Linked DNA regions of Homo sapiens: region 2 is linked to region 1. A link is a loop called in an ENCODE intact Hi-C map of the cell type or tissue named here. Cell type or tissue: IMR-90. All regions are shown on one strand. Each heading gives the region's core, and the rest is flanking DNA. Links, peaks and the distances in the headings are about the cores only. Region 1 has its middle 23 kb from the start of HELB. Region 2 overlaps GRIP1 (glutamate receptor interacting protein 1).

The links. Peaks named below come from ENCODE experiments on the same cell type or tissue, not always from the same donor. Only the 100,000 strongest peaks of a DNase experiment are listed, where the experiment ranks them.
Region 2: a loop joins it to region 1, with 8 times the contacts of the local background. A loop is called at or near these places in 71 of 110 quality-filtered maps.

What each region holds. Positions count from the first base shown.
Region 1 is chr12:66,274,969-66,284,725 of GRCh38, reverse strand. It overlaps the pseudogene PDCL3P7. Among named protein-coding and RNA genes, the nearest start is that of HELB, 23 kb to the left of the region's middle. In IMR-90, for the core only: a CTCF peak has its summit at 5,387 (motif pointing left); no DNase peak of the experiment used is centred there; H3K27me3 peaks cover 1,305 bases.
Region 2 is chr12:66,403,511-66,413,267 of GRCh38, reverse strand. GRIP1 (glutamate receptor interacting protein 1) reads left to right here. Exons shown (of 25, transcript NM_001366722.1): 16 at 6,840-6,985. Among named protein-coding and RNA genes, the nearest start is that of HELB, 110 kb to the right of the region's middle. RefSeq lists an enhancer at 4,943-5,443. In IMR-90, for the core only: a CTCF peak has its summit at 3,792 (motif pointing right); DNase peaks (open chromatin) are centred at 3,827 and 7,607; H3K27ac peaks cover 185 bases.

The DNA of each region.
Region 1 (9,757 bases), core at 1,243-9,242:
CTCCTATTCTTCCTGATTAAAAGAACAAATCTAGTCAATTCAAGTAACTCAGTCAGTTTAAAGTGTTTTTTTTTTTTTCCATGTCAGGTTTAATATCTATCAGGATTTTCTTATTCCTGCTTATTCATTCTGGGGTAGCATCCATGTTCTATGGATTCATGGCCCTGTAGGAAATATCTGCAATTGTCCTTTTCCCTGTGCCAGCGTTTGCTGAGGTGTACAAGTCTTATCTAACCCTGAGCATGGTTGTCTCTCCTCTGGTACCCACTGAAGGCTCCATGGCCCTATCTGGTCCAGGGCTGCAGGGTCCACACCATTTTTCACTATGGTGCTTCCATGTCACAAATGCATGCCAATTTCGGGGCCCACATCCTTGTCTCAAACAAACACTGTGTCTTTTCTTGGGGACTCAGGGAAATTTGCCCATTCTCAAGGCTGCAGGAAAAGTGATAGAGCCACCTCAAGGCATCTTGCCATTAGCACGTCATCCAGCCATCCACAGCCTGAGTTCTCTTGCACCACAGTGCTACAGGGAACTCTCCTGAGGCTGTTGCCTTCCAGCATCCCAGACAGAAAGCAGGCTACAAGTCCTCCCTTCTCAAATCCTCAGACTTTTCTGAGGGCCACCCTCCCACCCTGTCTTGGAGTTAAGATCATGAAGGTGAGCTCTGCCTTCCTTCTAGGAAGTCCGGCCAATGACTAACTCACCTGCTTCCTTTCCTTCTCTTCTTCCACCCCTATCTGGCACTAAAAAGACTGTTTTCTAGTGTTGGAACATTGTGTAAGGGGCACTGCAGAGTGGTGGGGGAGCTTGGTCAGCAGGCTTTCTCATATCTTTCTGCACTGATTTTTTTCAAACAAAAGCCAAGAATTTGATATTTAACATCAGCTGCCTGGTCTGTGGAAGGGAAGTAGTTCTCAGGGCACTGAATGAGTGAAGAAAGTCAATGAATTGGAAAGTGCAGAAAGCTCACTGGTTAAAACTTCTCATATTATCATGCCCAATGTCTATACTCATTTAGCCCTTCTGACCTTGGCATCTAGCTTGCTTCCTATGACCTCATCAGTCCACTTTTATTCATTCGAGTATTTGCTGATCACCTGCTATGTCTCAGGCACTGTGCTAGATGTAGAGTTGCAGATGGACAAAGCATGGTCCTTGCCCTCAAGAAGGAGCTCGTAGTCTAATGGGGAAGCAGCCTTGTAAACAACAAGTGCAAGGAAGTGTTAGAGGCACTAGGTTAGGTTACAGATAGACAATGCTTTCTATTAGCTGAATCTGTAGAAACTGAGTCAGCTGACAAGGTAGAGGAAAGAGCTTTCCAAATAGAGGGAATAGCAGATACAGAGAAAGAAGAAGCGAGCATGATTTTAGCAGCTACAAGGAGCTGGGGAGAGGAAGGTGGAAAGTCAGGCAGCACCTGGATTATGGAGGCTCTCAAATGCCATACTAAGGGGTATTAACTTTGTACTATAGACCAGTGGATTTTAAACTCAGGATCCATGGACCTTTGAGACCATGGAAGAGCTTCATGTGGGTCTATGATTTCCCCCAGATACTGCATATAAAATTTATAAGAATTAGGTATGGATTTTTCTGAGGTCTGCAGTATTTATTAGGGGATGGAGGCTCTACAGAAGATAAAAACCGCTGGATTAGAAAATGGGAGGCCACAGGAAAGGAACAGAGTAGAAAACAGTCATTAAGAGCGTAAGCTCTGGAGTTGGAATATCAGAGGTGCTTAACCAATTTCCTACTCTGCAAAAGGGTGACCATGATAGTACCTCATGGGGCTCTTTGAAGGATTAAATGGGATAAATATGTCATGGTAACTGACACATAGTGAGTTCTCAAACCGTGATTATAATGATCAACATCATCATGTCATTACATCTGTAGGATGATTACTCTGGCCACAGAGTGGAGTGAGGAAGACTACTTAGGAAACACTTGCAATAGTCCATGTAAGAGAAAATGAGAGGCTACACAGAAATTGCAAACTGGCAGCCCAAGGACACAATCTAGCCCACAGGCATTATGTATGTGTGTTGGAGGTAGGGACAGTGTATGTTTACTTCCTATTCAATATATAAGTTATTTAAAAAATTGAACTACTTGCCCCACTTAAAAAGATTTCACGTTAAAAATGTAGGTTTCTTTTAAATTTAAAATATCTGGGAATACTGGGCCTTTGTTCTCGCAGGAGAGAGTCTGTTTAAACTAAGTACTCTGTGCTCCCTTTAAATAAGGTCTATTGTCTCTAATTGGTCCTAGTCATAACTGTTCCCTGTTAATGACACATGTCCTGTCTTACTTGTTTTCTGTGAATCTATGACTACAGGCCTAAACTAAAGCAAAGGTTTTAGGATGTTGAGGAGGTGATGGGTTCAAGGAATGTTAAACAACAGAGTTGAGAGGGTTTGATGGCCAACTGGATAACGGGGATAGGGACAAGGTAATTTGAATGGATCACAATGTCACTATCTAAGACATAAAATACAGGAAGGGCAACTAGTTTGGAGGAAAGATGGGCAAGATCATAGCTCGGAGGTAGACAGCTTAAGATGTCTGTGGAACATATGGAAAGAGATATCTAGATAACAGTTGAATATATAGATCTTAGGGAAATGATCAGAACTAAAGACAAAGATTTTCGAGTCAAAGATGTAGTTTTTACAGTAACTAAAACAATAATAATTGATGAGATTGTGCAGGGAGAATGAGAAAGGGTGTGAACTCTAAGGAACATTCCTTTTTAAGGGTAGAATAGGGGAAGACACTAGCAAAGAAGACAGAAGGAACATTCAGGAGGAGCAGGGTACAGCCTGGAGGGGAAAAGGTCATAGAAGTCAAGGACCTAAAGAGTTTCCAGGAGAAAATGGTCACTAGCTGATATAGTTTGGCTGTGTCCCCACCCAAATCTCATCTTGAATTGTAGCTCCCATAATCCCCATGTGTCATGGGAGGAACCCCATGGGAGGTAACTGAATAATGGGGGTGGGTTTTTCCCGTGCTGTTCTCACGACAGTGAATAAGTCTCACGAGATCTGATGGTTTTATAAAGGGCAGTTCCCCTGCACATGCTCTCTTGCCTGCTGCCATGTAAGACATGCCTTTGCTCCTTCTTCATCTTCCACCATGATTGTGAGGCCTCCCCAGCCATTTGGAACTGTGAGTCCATTTAACCTGTTTTTCTTTATAAACTACCCAGTCTCAGATATTTCTTCATAGCAGTATGAAAATGGACTAATACACTAGCCAAATGTCACAGAAGGTCATATTTAGACCTTCAGAACCTAATCTGAGACATATATTAAAAAGAATCGGATTCACATCCCAGTCCTATCACAAGCTTAGCATGAGACCTTATGCAAGTCCTTTCAATTCTGGGCTCAGACACCACATCCATAAATGAGGAGGTTGGACCAGGAGATTGATAAACTAAGGTCTTTCAAGTGTTAACATTTTAGGATTCTTAGAAACCTGCCCTCCTCGCCAGTTATCACCATTCATTCTTCCTGCAGCCATGCTGCTGCAAATGTGTCTGTGTGTGTTTCTTTTTTCTTTCTGTCTTTTCTTTTTAATTCTTCTTCTTCATTTTTTTTTTTTTTTTTTTTTTTTTTTTTTGAGACAAGGTCTCATCCTGTTGCCCAGGCTGGAGTGCAGTGGCATAATTACAGCTCACTGCAACCTTGACTTCCCAGGCTCAGGTGATCCTCTATGTCAGCCTCCCAACTAGCTGAGACTACAAGTGTGCACCACCATGACCAACTAATTTTTTATTTTTTGTATTTTTTTCAACATGTTGCCCAGAATGGTCTCAAACTCCTGACCTCAAGTGATCCACCCACCTTGGCCTCCCAAGTGCTGGGATTACAGGTGAAAGCCACCATGTCTGGCTTCTGTTTGTGTTTCTGTGGCTTCTATACACAGCATGTGACTGAGGTTAGACTCTGTCAGCTCAGCTTGCATCCAAAAAGGAAGCAGCCAAGCGTGCTCTGAAAGAGGAAGGAATTTTAAAAAATGCCCTAGTGATAACTTTCCCAATTTCATAGACCAACTGCAACACACTCATGACTTTTCTCACCCTGAGGTGGCTTCCAAAGGAATTCATAGGAATTCCCATGATTTATGAAGGGACCAGTTGTTTTCTGGCAACCTGGATTAATGTGCTTCTAAGACATAGGATCTTCCCTTTGGTTTCTAATAAATTTATTAACTAGATTATGAGTTACTTAATGGTGAAGCCTTTCTTCGACGCAGTAGGTACTCAGTAAATGGGCATTGAAATAAATTTATGTCTCACATTATTCAACGTTCATGTTTATCCATTGGATTAAGAATGGAGGCCTCCAATTAATTAAAGTCCATTTAAGAAGTGGAATTGCAGGAGGTCTCTAACAAGAGCCTGAAGGGAGAGAAAGTGTTATTGAAAATTATGTGGAAATGGTAGATTCTGGAATGGAATAGAATTGTTACATAAGTTAAAAGACCCCAAGATCAAGGAAAGGAAGTTGGGTTGGGCACAGTGGCTCACATCTGTACTCCCAGCTCTTTGAGAGGTTGAGAAGGGAGGATCACTGGAAGTTAAGAGTACAGGACCATGCTGGGCAACATAGGGAAACCCTATCTCAACAAAAAAAAAATTTTAAAAATAAGCCAGGAACGGTAGCATGCACCTGTAGACCCAGTTGGTTGCACCACTGCACTCCAGCCTGGGGGACAGAGTGAGACCCTGTTTTTTTTGTTGTTGTTGTTTTGCTTTATTTTTTAAAAAAGGAAGGAAGATTGATACAAGTTATAACTGAAGTTATAACAGTCAGAGTGTGGAATTAAACAATTATTACTCAATCTATGATTTTGCCCAGCCTCTTTCCTCTGTTTTCATCTGTTGTATTGTTTGCATGAAGGATCGTATCTTATATAGGAAATAAGAGAGGAAGGATATGTCACCCTGATCACTCCAGGGTCCACTGCAAAGTCTTTTTCACCAGGGCAGCCTTTGATATTGGCTGAACTTTAGTCAGCCAGTTTCCTGTGTGATGAGCACTCATGTTTGATTTTTGTAAGCTCGCCACACACCTTCCCTATCAATTTCCTTCCAATATATTTCTGATAAGGACCATTGCCACTTCTTGAGTATCAGGTTCAGGTGCAGTAGTACTTGTCAGAGTTGCAGGTAAAATATAAGACACTCAGATGATTTGAATTTCAAATAACAATGAATAATTTTTAATATAAGTGTGGCCCAGAGCATCCTGTATTTTTATTTGCTAAATCTAGCACCCTATGTTTTGTATTTCATGTCTCTGTTTTTGATGTTTCCTTCTTTGACTTGGTTCCAACACTTCATTTAGCCCCTCCAGAGCCAGTGCTTTTCCACCTCTGCTGTCCTCTGCTGGTCATGGTTGGTCACTGGTGCTGGAGGGAAAAACCCAACAGCTTGGGCTTAAAATAATGTTGAAGGAATATGGATAAAGCATGCGCATCCAGCAAACATTCACTGGGCATAGTCCATGTTCCAGGTTATGTGATGAGCTAGTGAACATTCCATGTCCTCAAGAAGCTCCCAGGCTAGAAGACAAGAGAGACTTGTACGGCACATATACTGGACTGGAAGTCAGAAGTCCCAGGAAAAAACATTCTGGTCTAAAATCTTTCACAAACAAGCTATGCAACGTTGAAGTCACTTAAGTTTTTGGGATTTCTAGCCTGTCATCAAAATAAAGGATGGATGTCAGGAAGAAAAAAAAAATAGTATTGGAAAAATACAGCAGAATTTATCTTGGAGAGGTAGGTTTGGGAAGAGTGAAATAGCCCAGATAGAGTTCCCAAAGTTATGGAAGTACTCCCAAAGTCATGGAGAGGCAAGGAGGTGATGGACAGAGGGTTAAGCAACTAACAGGAGTGCTGGTGGTTTATAGGTGACAACTGGCTGTGGAAACATCCTCCTTGGAACACTCAGAAATAGCTGGGACATGATTGTATTTCCTGCAATTACACACCATATGTTCCTGAGATATTTTGTTTAGGGGGACCACAGAAGGCTGGAGAATTTCGTGACTCTTGAAGATCCTATGAAATGAAGTTGTTGCTAATCTTTGAGATCCCATGCAGCTCTAATAGTCCATGGCCCTACTATGTATTATGACAGAAATAGAAATGACATACTAAATGAGACCTGAGAAAGGCATGATCCATGTCAACTGCTGGAGTCATGAAGAAACCTCATGACCTATCTGTGGCACCAGTCCCTCCAACAGAGTTCATTAGCACCTTGAATGGTACTCTCCTCCACCTGATTGCTCAGGCTAGAATCTTAGAGGCAACCTCAACTCCTGCCTCTCTCTTCCCCACCTGCCCTTTGATTCCTTCATAGAATTTATAGTTCTACAAATTCTACCTCTGAAAAATATGCTTGTTCTGCCCACTTCCCTCCATCTCCTGGACTATCCCAGTTTAGGCTGCCATGGCTTCTTCCCGAACAGCCTCCTAAAAGGTCTTGCCGATTCCCTTCTCGTGCTTTTCTGACCCATTCTCCACAATGCACGTAAGAGTCATCCTAAAAATTTATCCCATCAATGGCTTCTCATGGCCCGTAGCAGAAAACATGATGAAAAAGTCCTTTCTGAGCTGGCTTGTGCATAACTCCTGAGTTTCTCTTCTCTCTGGCCACTGCCCTCTTTCACATCATGCTAAGCTCCAGCTCTACTGACCTGGTGTGGATTATCTCATATGTCAGGTTCTCTCTTGCCTTCAGGTCTTTTACAGGTACAAATTTCTCTAAGGACCCTTCCCTAATCCCTCTAGAGGAAAAGTTTTTCATTCTGTAGAGACACTTATCCTAATGATAAGAATGATGATAAAAATTATAGTGCCCACTGCAAGCCAGGTACTACTCTGAGCTCTTCATATGTAATAACAGATAAATGCTCCTATAACATAGTTTTCCTATCAAAGTTCTCATAACATTTCATTTAAATTGCTTTCTTGATTATCTAATCCCATTATTATAATGTAGAGAAGACAGGGATTCTCTGTCTTGCCCACCTTTGTAGCAACAACACCTAGCACAGATGAGTATTATTTAAGCTCTCCTTAAAAATGAATAAAACTTTATTTATTTATTTATTTATTTATTTATTTATTTATTTATTTATGTATTTTTGAGATGGCATCTCACTCTGTTGCTCAGGCTGGAGTGCAGTGGTGCGATCTTCGCTCACTGCATCCTGTACCTCCTGGGTTCAAGCGAATCTCCTGCCTCAGCCTCCAGAGTAGCTGGGACTACAGGTGTGCACCACCACACCCGGCCAATGAATACGACTTTAAAATGTGAAAACAGAAGTGTTTCTAGTTAGAGTCAGAGTTGGAAATGGACAGAATGTATTTAGAGAGAGGAAAATAATTTACTGTGGCTAAAACAGATGGTACACATAGGAGATAAGCCTGGAATATTATATGGGAGGCCAATCAGGAAGGCCCACTCCTAAGGGGTTTTGATCAACAGAAACTCTTAATTTTTTTTCTTTTATTTTCGGTAGAGATGGGGGTCTTGCTATGTTGCCCAGGCTGGTCTAGAACTTGTGGACTCAAGTGATTCTCCTGCCTCAGCCTCCCAAAGTGCTGGGATCACAGGCTACTGTACCCAGTGAAACTCTTAATTTTAATGCACTCAACTTTATCAGTTTATATTATCTAAAAGTCACCATCAAAAGAGTGAAAGGCAAGCCACAGAGCAGATATTTGCTGCACATAAAACCAATATGGGCCTTATAACCAGAATATACAAAGTACTTCTATAATTGGATATTCACGTGCAAAAAAACAAAGTTGAACACATATCAAAACATATACAAAAATTAACTCAAAATGGATCATAGACCTAAAAGTAAGAACTGAAAAAATTAAACTCAGAAAAAATCAGAGTCACTCTTAGATTAAGCACTGGTTGCTTTCATATATCAAAAATATAAATAACAAAAGAAAAATGGAGAAATTAGACTTAATCAAAATTTAGAACTTTTGTACTTCAATAGACATCAAGAAAATGAAGACAACTCATTGAAAACAAGATGTAGGGCCCCAACACAGACACTGAGTGGAATGACATCCTACGCAAAAAGGGCATCTTGCCCCCCAAGGAAAGTCTGAAAGAATTGGAAAACAAGGAAGAAGAGGAACAGCGCATCCTCCAGCAGTCAGTGGTGAAAATGTATGAAGATATGACTTTGGAAGAGCTGGAGGATCATGAAGACAAATTTAATGAGGAGGATGAACATGCTATTGAAATGTACAGACAGCAGAGACTATCTGAGTGGAAAGCAACTAAACTGAAGAATAAATCTGGAGAAGTTTTGGAGATCTCAGGAAAGGATTATGTTCAAGAAGTTACCAAAGCTGGTGAGAGTTTGCGGGTAATCTTGCACCTTTAAAAACAAGGAATTTCCCCTCTGTGCCCTGATAAATCAGCACCTCGGTGGACTTGCCAGGAAGTTTCCTGGTGTCAAATTTATCAAAGCCATTTCAACAACCTGCATACCCAATTAACCTGTTAGGAATCTGCCCATGATATTTGTTTACCTGGAAGGAGATATCAAGGCTCAGTTTATCAGTCCTCTGGTGTTTGGCGGCATGAACCTGTCGAGAGATGAGTTGGAGTGGAAACTGAATCTAGAGCAACTAAGATAGACCTGGAGGCAAACCCTAAGAAACTGATTGAAGACATGTTGCTGTCCTCAGTGAGGTGCTCTGTCCCCAGGAGGAAGGACAGCAATTCTGAGGGTGACTGAGGCTGCAGCTGCTGTAACTTCCCAAACTTTCTTGTGACAAATGGTCTGGATTTTTTTAAAAAGGAAAAAGCAAGAAGGAATGCTTTTGGTTTTTAGTTTTGTATAAATTATGTTTCATATCTTTTTATTTCAGAAATAATCATTGCTGGAAATGCTGTTAAATTTTTTGGAACTCTTCTTAAAAATTATAGCATTTCCTTTTTTAAAAAAATTAAAACCAGTTATTGGTATGGCACAAAAAGAAAAGAAAGAAAATGAAGACAACTCATAAATATATTTTGTAAATTATGTATCAGATAAGAGACTAGTATTCAGAATATATAAAAAACTGTTACAACTAAACAATAAAAAGATAAACAACTCAATTTTTAAATGGCAAAGGATTTGAATAGGCATTTTTCCAAAGATGAAATACAAATGAACAACAGTCATATAAAAAGATGTTCAATGTCATTCATCAGGGAAATGTAAATCAAAACTACAAGATACCATTTCACACCCAAAAGTTGACTATACTTAAAAAAAAAAAACAGAAAATAACAAATATTGGCAAGGATGTAGAGAAATTGGAACCCTTATACGTTGCTGATGGGGTTGCAAAAGGGTGCAACTGCTTTGAAAATAGTTAAGCAATTTCTCAAAATGTTAAATTTAGGGTTACCGTATGACTCAGCAATCCCACTCTGAGTTATATACCCAAGATAACTGAAAACATATCCATACAAAAACCTGTACATGAATGTTCATAGCAGTATTATTCATAATAGCCAAAATCTTTCACAAACAAGCTATGCAATGTTGAAGTCCCTGCAAACACCCCAAATACCCATCAACTGATAAGTAGATAAAGTGTTATATCCATACAATGGAATATTATTCAGCAATAAAAAGGAATGAAGTATTGATACATGCTACAACATGGATGAACTTTGAAAACATATTATGTGAAAGAAGACAGTCACAA
Region 2 (9,757 bases), core at 512-8,511, 130 kb before region 1:
TGTGGTCTGAGAGACTGTTATGATTTCAGTTATTTTGCATTTGCTGAGGAATGTTTTACTTCCAATTATGTGATCAATTTTAGAGTAAGTGTCATGTGGCAATGAGAAGAATGTATATTCTGTCGTTTTGGGGTGGAGAGTTCTGTAGATATCTGTCAGGTCCACTTGATCCAGAGCTGAGTTCGAGTCCTGAATATCTTTGTTTATTTTCTGTCTCGATGATCTGTCTAATATTGTCAGCGGGGTGTTACAATATCCCACTGTCACTGTGTGGGAGTATAAGTTTCTTCATAGGTCTCTAAGAACTTGCTTTATGAATCTGGGTGCTCCTGTATTAGGGGCATATATATTTAGGATACTTAGCTCTTCTTGTTGAATTTAACATTTTTTTTCTATCTTTGTTGGTTTAAAGTATCTTTTGTCAGAAATTAGGAGTGCAGGCTCTGCTTTTGTCAGTTTTTCATTGCTTGGTAAATTTTACTCCATCACTTTATTTTGAGCCTATGTGTGTCACTGCATGTGAGATAGGTCTCTTGAAGACAGCATACCAATAGGTCTTGGCTCTCTCTTTATCCAGTTTGCCATTCTGTGTCTTTTAACTGGGGCATTTATCCTGTTTACATTTAAGTTTAGTGTTGATATGTGTTAATTTGATCATGTCATCATGATGCTAGTTGGTTATTTTGCAAACTTGTTTATGTGGTTGCTTCATAGTGTCACTGGTCTGTGCATTTCAGTGTGTTTTTGTAGCAGCTGGTAATGGTTTTTCCTTTCCATATTTAGCTCTTCTTTTAAGAGCTCTTGCAAGGTAGGCCTGATAGTGATGAATTCCCTCAGCATTTATATGTCCGAAAAGGATCTTATTTCTCCTTTGCTTATGAAGTTTAGTTTGGCCAGATATGAAATTCTGGGTTGGAAATTATTTTCTTTAAGAATGTTGAATATTGGCCCCCAAACTCTTCTGGCTTGTAGAGTTTCTGCTGAGAGGTCTGCTGTTGGTCTGATGGACTTCCCTTTGTAGGCGTCCTGGCTTTTCTTTCTGGCTATGCTTAACATTTTTTTCTTTCATTTCGACCTTGGAGAATCCAACGATTATGTGTCTTGGGGTTGATCTTCTCCTGTAGTATCTTATTGAGGTTCTCTGGATTTCCTAAATTTGAATGTTGGCCTGTCTTGCTAGGCTAGGGAAGTTCTCCTGGATTATATCCTGAAGTACATTTTCCAACTTAGTTCTGTTCTCCCCTTCTCCTTCAGGTACCCCAATCAGTCATAGATTTGGTCTTTTTACATAATCCCATATTTTTGGAGGTTTTGTTTATTCCTTTTTATTCTCTTTTCTCTATTCTTGTCTGCCTGTCTTATTTTAGAAAGATAGTCTTCAACTCTGAGATTCTTTGTTCCACTTAGTCTATTTGGCTATGGACACTTGTGATTGCGTTGTGAAGTTATCATGTTGTGTTTTTCAGCTCCATAAGGTCATTTATGTTTGTCACTAAACTGGCTATTCTGGTCATCAGCTCCTGTAATGTTTTATTATGATTCTTAGCTTATTTGAATTGGGTTAGAACATGCTCCTTTAGTTCAGTGAAGTTCATTATTACCCACCTTTTGAAGCCTACTTCTGCCAATTCAGTCATCTCAGCTTCAGCCCAGTTCTGTGCCCTTGCTGAAGAAGTGTCGCAGTTATTTGGAAGAGAAGAAGCACTCTGGCTTTTTGAGTTTTCAGCAGTTTTAAGTTGATTCTTTCTCATCTTTGTGAACTTATCTACCCTCAATCTTTGAGGTTGCTGATCTGTGAATGGAGTTTTTGTGGGGTCTTTTCGTTAATGATGTTACCGTTGTTGCTTTCTGCTTATTTGTTTTTCTTTTAACAGTCAGGCCCCCTTCTGTAGTGCCGTTGTGGTTTGCTGGGGGTCTACTCCAGACCCCAAGCCTGGATCCCTCCTGTGACAGCAAAGGCTACAAAACAGCAAAGATGGGAGCCTTCTCCTTCCTCTGGGAGCTCTGTCCCAGAGGGGCACTGACCTGATGCCGATCTGGAGACCTGGAGACCCCTGTTGGGAGGTCACACCCAGTCAGGAGGAACGGTATCAGGGACCCGCTTAAAAAAGCAGTCTGGCTGCCGCTTGACAGAGCAGGTGCACTGTGATTTGGGGAACCACCCTCATCCAGACCACCCAGACCCTCCAGAGCCAGCAGGCAGGAAAGGCTAAGTCAACTGAACAAGAGAGACCATGGCTTCCCCTCCTGCAAGGGGCTCCATCCCAAGAAGATCAGAGTTCTATTCATAAAACCCTGGCTTAGAGTGAATTTCTTAATCTTGGGTTTAATTTGATTGTGCTGTGGTCTTGAGAGACTGTTATGATTTCAGTTATTTTGCATTTGTAGTTGCTGAAATTCCTGCAGGTGGTCTATAAGGTTCTTGTACTTGAATATTGATATCTTTCTCTATGTTTGGGAAGTTCTCTGTTATTATCCCTTTGAATAAAATTTCTACCCCATCCCTCTCTCTACCTCGTCTTTAAGGCCGATAACTCTTAGATTTGGCCTTTTGAGGCTATTTTTTAGATCTTGTAGGTGTGCTTCATTGTTTGTCTGTTTGTTTGTTTGTTTGTTTGTTTGTTTTGAGACAGAGTCTCACTCTGATGCCCAGGCTGAGTGATGTGGTGCAATCTCGGCCCACTGTAACCTCTGCCTCCTGGGTTCAAGCGATTCTCCTGCCTCAGCCTCCCAAGTGGCTGGGATTACAGCTGCACACCACCATGCCCAGCTATTTTTTTTTTTTTTTTTGTATTTTTAGTAGAGACGGGCTTTCACCATGTTGGCCAGGCTTGTCTCGAACTCCTGACCTCAGGTGATCTGCCCACCTCGGCCTCCCAAAGTGCTGGGATTATAGGCGTGAGCCACCATGCCTGGCCCAGCTTTTTTTTTTCTTTCATCTTCTCTGGCTGTGTATTTTCAAATGTCCTGTCTCCAAGCTTACTAATTATCTCTTCTTTTTTTTTTTTTTTTTTTTTTGAGACGGAGTCTCGCTCTGTCGCCCAGGCGGGAGTGCAGTGGCGGGATCTCGGCTCACTGCAAGCTCCGCCTCCCGGGTTCACGCCATTCTCCTGCCTCAGCCTCCCAAGTAGCTGGGACTACAGGCGCCCGCCACTACGCCCGGCTAATTTTTTGTATTTTTAGTAGAGACGGGGTTTCACCGTTTTAGCCGGGATGGTCTCGATCTCCTGACCTCGTGATCCGCCCGCCTCGGCCTCCCAAAGTGCTGGGATTACAGGCGTGAGCCACCGCGCCCGGCCACTAATTATCTCTTCTGCTTCATCAATTCTGTTGTTAAGAGACTCTGATGCATTTTTTTAGTGTGTCAATTGCATTTTTCAACTCCAGAATTTCTGCTGGATTTTTTAAAATTATTTTAATCTCTTTGTTGAATTTATCTGATAGGATTCTGAATTTATGATCTGTATTATCACACACTCAAAACTTTATTGTTTACTCAAAACAGTAATTTAGAATTCTCTGTATGAAAGGCCATACATCTCTATTTCTCTGTGATTGGTCTTTCGTGCCTTATTTAGTTCACTTGGTGAGGTCGTGTTTTCTCAGATGGTCTTGATGCTCATGGATGTTCATTGGTGTCTGAGAATTGAATTGTTAAGTATTTATTATAGTCTTTGCAGTCTGGGCTTGTTTGTACCTGTCCTTCTTGGGAAGGCTTTCTAAGTATTCGAAGGGGCTTGGGTGTTGTGATCTAAGTTTTTGGTCACTTCACCTGTATCTCCATTAGGGGGCACCCCAAGTCCAGTAACACTATGGCTCTTGCAGACTCAAAAATACTGCCTTGGTGGTCTTGGGTAAGATCCAGAAGAATCATCTGGATTACTAGGCAGAGACTCTTGTTCTCTTCCTTTTCTTCCAAACAGATATAGTCTCTCTCTCAGTGCTGAGCTGCCTGAAGCTGAGGGGTGGTGGGGTGACACAAGCACCCCTTGGTCACCACCACTGAGACTATGCTGGTTCAGACCTGAAGCCAACGTGGTACTAGGTCTCAACTATGGCTGCCAGTAAACCCTTACTGGCTACCACTAGGCCATGTTCACTCAAGGACCAAAGGCTCTACAATCAGCAGGTGGCAAAGCCAGCCAGGGTAGTATCCTTCTTTTCAGGGCAGTGAGCTCCCCCTGGCCCCTTGCAGGTCTAAAGATGCCATCTAGGAGCCTGGTCCTAGAGTCAAAAACCTTAGGAATCTACCTGGTGCTCTATTCTACTATAGCTGAGCTGGCACCCAAGACACAAGACAAAGTCCTTCCCATCCTTTCCTCAAGGAGAGAAGTCTCTCCCCCTGGCCACCACTGCTCCAGGCCCATGGCAAGTACTGCCTGGCTATTGCTGATGTTCACTCAAGACCCAAAGGCTCTTCAGTCAGCTTGTGGCGAATGCTGCCAGGGCCGGGACTCTTCTTTCAAGGCGATGGGCTCCCCTCTGTCCCAGAGCAGGTCCACAAACGTCCAAGAGCTAAGGCCTAGAATCAGGGAACCCAAGAGCCCACTTGGTACTCTACCCTACTGTTGCAGAGCTGGTACCTAAGCTTCAAGATAAAGTCCTTTTTACTATTCCTCTGCTTTTCTCAAGCAGAAACAGCCTCTCCCCATAGCCACCACAGCTGGGAATGTGCTGGGTCACACCTGAAGCCAGCACAACTCAGAGTCTCACCTAAGGCCCACAGCAAGTACTACCTGACTACTGCTGCTGATTTTATTTTTTTATTATATTTAATTTTATTTATTTTTTGAGACAGAGTCTCATTCTGTTGCCCAGGCTGGAGTGCAGTGGTGCAATCGGCTCACTGCAACCTGCACCTCCCAGGTTCAAGTGATTCTCCTGCCTCAGCCTCCCGAATAGCTGGGATTACAGGCGTGCACCACCACGCCTGGCTAACTTTTGTATTTTTAGTACAGACCGAGTTTCACCATGCTGGCCAGGATGGTCTTGAACTCCTGGTCTCAAGTGATCCACCCACCTCGGCCTCCCAAAGTGCTGGGATTACAGGCATGAGCCACCGCGCCCAGCCATGCTGCTGATTATTCAGGGCCCGAGGGATATTTAGTCAGCAGGTGAAAAATGCTGCCAGGACTGGGTCCTTCCCTTCAAGGCAGCAGGTTCCCTTGCAGCCCTGGGTGTGTCTAGAAATGTTATCCCGGGGCAAAGACCTAGAAAAGGGGCCTTAGGACTCTGCCCGGTGCCCTGTCGTACTATGGCTGAGCTGATATCCAAGTTGCAAGACAAAGTCTTCTTTACTCTCCCCTCTTCTCTACTCAGTTAGAGTGAAGGACTCTCTCTGGGAGTTGTGAGCTGTGCTGTGTAGGGCTAGGGGAGGGGTGTTGCAAGCACTCACTTAGCCACCCCAGCTGGTTTCTCACTAGGTCACATGCCCCCCAAGTCTACTGGCTCTGAGCTCAGCACAGCATCAGGGCTTGTCCAGGAATTGCTGTCTTTGTGGCTTTAAACTGTCTTGAGTTTATTTAGTACCCAAGAACACTTTAGCGTGCAGCAGTGAGGCGTGTTGGAACTCAAGTTCTGACCACCGGAATGGGTGATTCCCCTCTGCCTAGGGCTGATCTAAATGTTCCCTCCGTGGATATCAGCTGACTTCTGCCCAGTGTTGCTTTCCGCTGTGACAGGGTAGCACTGAGTTTCAATGCAGTCTCTCCCTCACTGTGTTCTCCCTCCCACAAGTGCACAGTTTTTCTCTCCATGCCATGTGGCTGCTGCAGAAGGAATGGGGGAGGGGCCGGCATCATCAGTTCAAGACTTTCTTTCCTACCCTCTTCAGTGCCTCTTTCAATGATATGAAGTTAAAACCAGGTACTGTGATTGCTCATCTGATTTTTGGTTCTTATAAAGGTGCTTTTCTGTATGGATAGTTGTTAAATTTGGTGTTCCTGCAAGGAGGATGATCAGTGGAGGCTTTTATTCAGCCACCTTGCTCCGCCTCCCTCCTGTTACCATTTTCTAGCTACAGGCAGGAGGTGGGGAGGGTCCCCAGAGAGTCTGGGGCATGCATTTTTAGAGGGTAACTTAAAAGAAGGGAAGGGAGAATGGATGCTGGGAGACAATTAGCAGTCTCTGGCACAGATATAATGCATAAAAGGCTGTTCTTACAAATCTGTGTATATATACATATACACACATAGAAACATATACATACTACATTCACATTATTTTTTTTGTTGTTTCATTATGGACCTTAAAATTTTTTTCAACAGACCTACCCTGGTCCACAGCCAGTTTTAGAGTCTCAGTGGCCACTTTCCAAATAAGAAGCTATGGATTCATCTATAAATTTTCATGCTACTCTGGCCATAGTGAGTTTCCAGATGCAAGTGGAAGTAGCAGAGGTGCAAGCCTTAGGCTTCCACTAACTCTATTACACCTTGCCTTCTGTCATTCTCTTAATGCTCTCCTAGTATCTGGACTACCAAGGATCAAAAGTAATACAACAATATGGAGAAAGACAAGGATACCTGGGTCTATGCAGACCCTCGCCCATTACCTCCCTTCCTAGGAATTGTATGCTTCCTGAGTGACACATATGTTCTTGTTTAATTGAAAAAAGTATAAGAAAAAATGTTTTTAATACTCTGCAATTTAATATCATGGCAGGCAACCCAAATAAGACTAGAAGAAGGGAGGGAGTTGTCAATGAAGTACAATTTAAAAACAGTTGAACCTCTTTTCCTCTAAAGACTACCATAATGCTGCATTATGCTTAATGCCTCTTTAAATGGCCTAGTTAAGTGCTCATCATTAGTCATGTGTTACTTTGCATTCACTAACAGAACTGGGACCCTGGAACTTGGGGATAAATTGCTCGCAATAGATAATATCCGGCTGGACAACTGTTCCATGGAAGATGCAGTTCAGATCCTCCAGCAATGTGAAGACCTGGTGAAGCTCAAAATCCGCAAAGATGAAGATAATTCAGGTATTGAGAGCATCCTTAGTTAAAACTGATTTTTCGAACTGCCCATCTGTCACCAAAGATATTAGATCTTGATGTTTTACATACAACAGCTGGCTAGTGATGTGGCAGCAGTGTTTCACAGCTAAAAGAGTCTTTAAATTTTGTGCTGAGAGTGTAGTACAAATTTTAAATAATGGTGCTTGTAAATGATATCATTAAGATATTTTCATTATAGAAAACATATTATAATTGCATGAAAATAATTTTTAAAGATGAAATCTAAATCATCATCTAATACAGTGAAACTGGTAGTTTTCTAGTTTTTATTGGTATTCATATGGCATAACTATAACCAAGTGAATGTTGCATTTTTTTACCTAATTTTACATTGTAAACATTTGATCGTTTTATAAACTCTTAATATCTATCATTTTTATTGACTGCCTGTGATTTACCTTTCTTCTCTTCTTAAATCACTATATTGCTTCCAATTGTTTCATTATTGTAAATAGTACTCTTATAGACATCTTTATGCATAGATATCTTTATCCAGCTTTTTTTTTCTTTTGAAATAAGAAAATATTCCTAGAAGCAGGATGGCTGAGTAAGAATACAAAGGAAATGTCTATGATTCCTGATGAGTCAGTCATGCCCCATGTTGCTTTTCAAAAGGGCTATACACATTTTTTAGGCCCTCCAATCAAACTTAGGAGGGCATAGAATCATATCTGAAGAGCTTGTTAAAACACAGATCCTGGCACCACCCCAGGTGGGACCTGAGATTCTGGATTCCTAATAAACACCCAGATGCTGCCACAGCTGTGGTGCAAGGAGCACACTTTGGGTAGCCCTGAAATAAGAGACATCTTATCTGATTATGATAAGAATATAGAGCCAATTGAAAAGTGTCCATTCACCAAAAGAGTCAGCTAATGTGGGGAATTACAGAATGTGATATGGATCCATAAAGTAAACGTTTAATTTACAATTTTGCCAATCTCGTGGGTAAAGTCAAGGCCTTTCCTATTAATATGGTTCTGCTGATTATACTTACAAGTCTTTTTGTTTGTTTGCCTAAACCGTATCCACAATATATATTTTATGATTTCCAGTTTTATTTTGGTTTGGTTTGGTTTTTAATGCAGTGAGACTTTAAAGAATTTATAGCAATCTGAATTCTTCCTCCACCTAGATTTTGGTTTTCCCCAATGTTGTAGAGTTTTTCCATTAGGTAATTAACAGTAGATGTTTTGTTTGTTTGTTTCTTGTTTTGTGTGGCACACCCAGGCTGGAGTGTGCCATGGAGTGCAGTGGCGCCAACTCTGCTCACTGCAACCTCCACCTCCCAGGTTCAAGCAATTCTTGTGCCTCAGCCTCCTGAGTAGCTGGAACTACTGGTGTGTGTCACCTTTCCTGGCTAATTGTTGTATTTTTAGTAGAGATGGAGTTTTGCCATGTTGGCCAGGCTGGTCTCAAACTCCTGACCTCAAGTGATCTGCCCACCTCGGCCTCCCAAAGTGCTGGGATTACAGGTGTGAGCCACTGCGCCTGGCCATAGATTTTTGCCTAACGAACCCTTATTGAATCTTTCCAAACCATTGGATTTTGTTTTCATAGAACAACTACATTCATATTTCATAGGTTATATAAGATTAATTAAATTACATAGTTAAAATAACAAGTACAGCTGGCATAAACGGGTTTAGGAATAAATATAATTGCCTCTAGATTTTGAAGTTTACAACTCAAGCAGGAGCAGGAGCAGAAGCCCAGAGGGGCAACATAAAGAAACCTATTGCTCTGGAGCATGCCATGGCATTGGTCTGTACATTTTATGGTGGAAGACGAACAGCCACAATTAATTCAGTAAATTGGTTAAGTGGAGATTGGTTAAGAGAACGTCTACTGTATATAATTTCATTGCAACCAATAATGAAGTTGTGGCAATGTTCTGGGATTTTGTTAATCAGGTCATCTAGATCTAGAGTTCACGGTTATGTCAGGCTATGTGTTTATGATTCCTTTTCCAAGTAAAAAAAAATCTATAGTTGCATCCATCAGTACAATTGATAATAATGATTATATCCAAATATATTTTATAACCAATGTTTAAAAATATGCACAGGTTTGCACTCATTATTTCTTAAGCAACTGATTTTCTGTGCCAACATTTGCATTTCTCTCCTTACAAGCCTGCTTCAGTTGCACTTTCTTTTGGGGATTGATTTCAAAATAGAGAGGAAGCCTTTAGCATCAGCCTGGGTTCTGTCCTAGTGAAGAGGCAAAGCCCTGTGGAGAAACCTGTTTTGCATGATTTGCCCTGCTCAGCAGATGTCAGCTACCTTCCTTGCAAAGTGAAAAAGCCAAGCCAGAGATGAATATGTATAGTGTGCACAGCTGGCAATGCACCCAGTTTCAAAGCCAGGCTGTGTCTACCAGTTGGCAGGAGTTTCTGAAACAACTGAGCACTTGGAGAGCTAGATCTTATTTTCAGTTACTGATTTCCTTTGCCTCATTTTCCCCCTTTATACCCTTCCCCTACAATCTCTATGTATACTATTATGATGGTTATTGTGCTTATTAAATATGTTTTAATTTTAAGAGGCTCTGTTTTTAAAATCCTAAACCTTCCATTGAAAAACATACAACCACCCAAAATAAGACTATAAATATTGGCATGAGAGATATGCTTACCCAAACCAGATTTTCTCATATTGATATACAGAAATATATACTCATTCAGACATGGTTTTATAAAAGATCACTCTTTGAAAATTATTCAGTTATTGATTT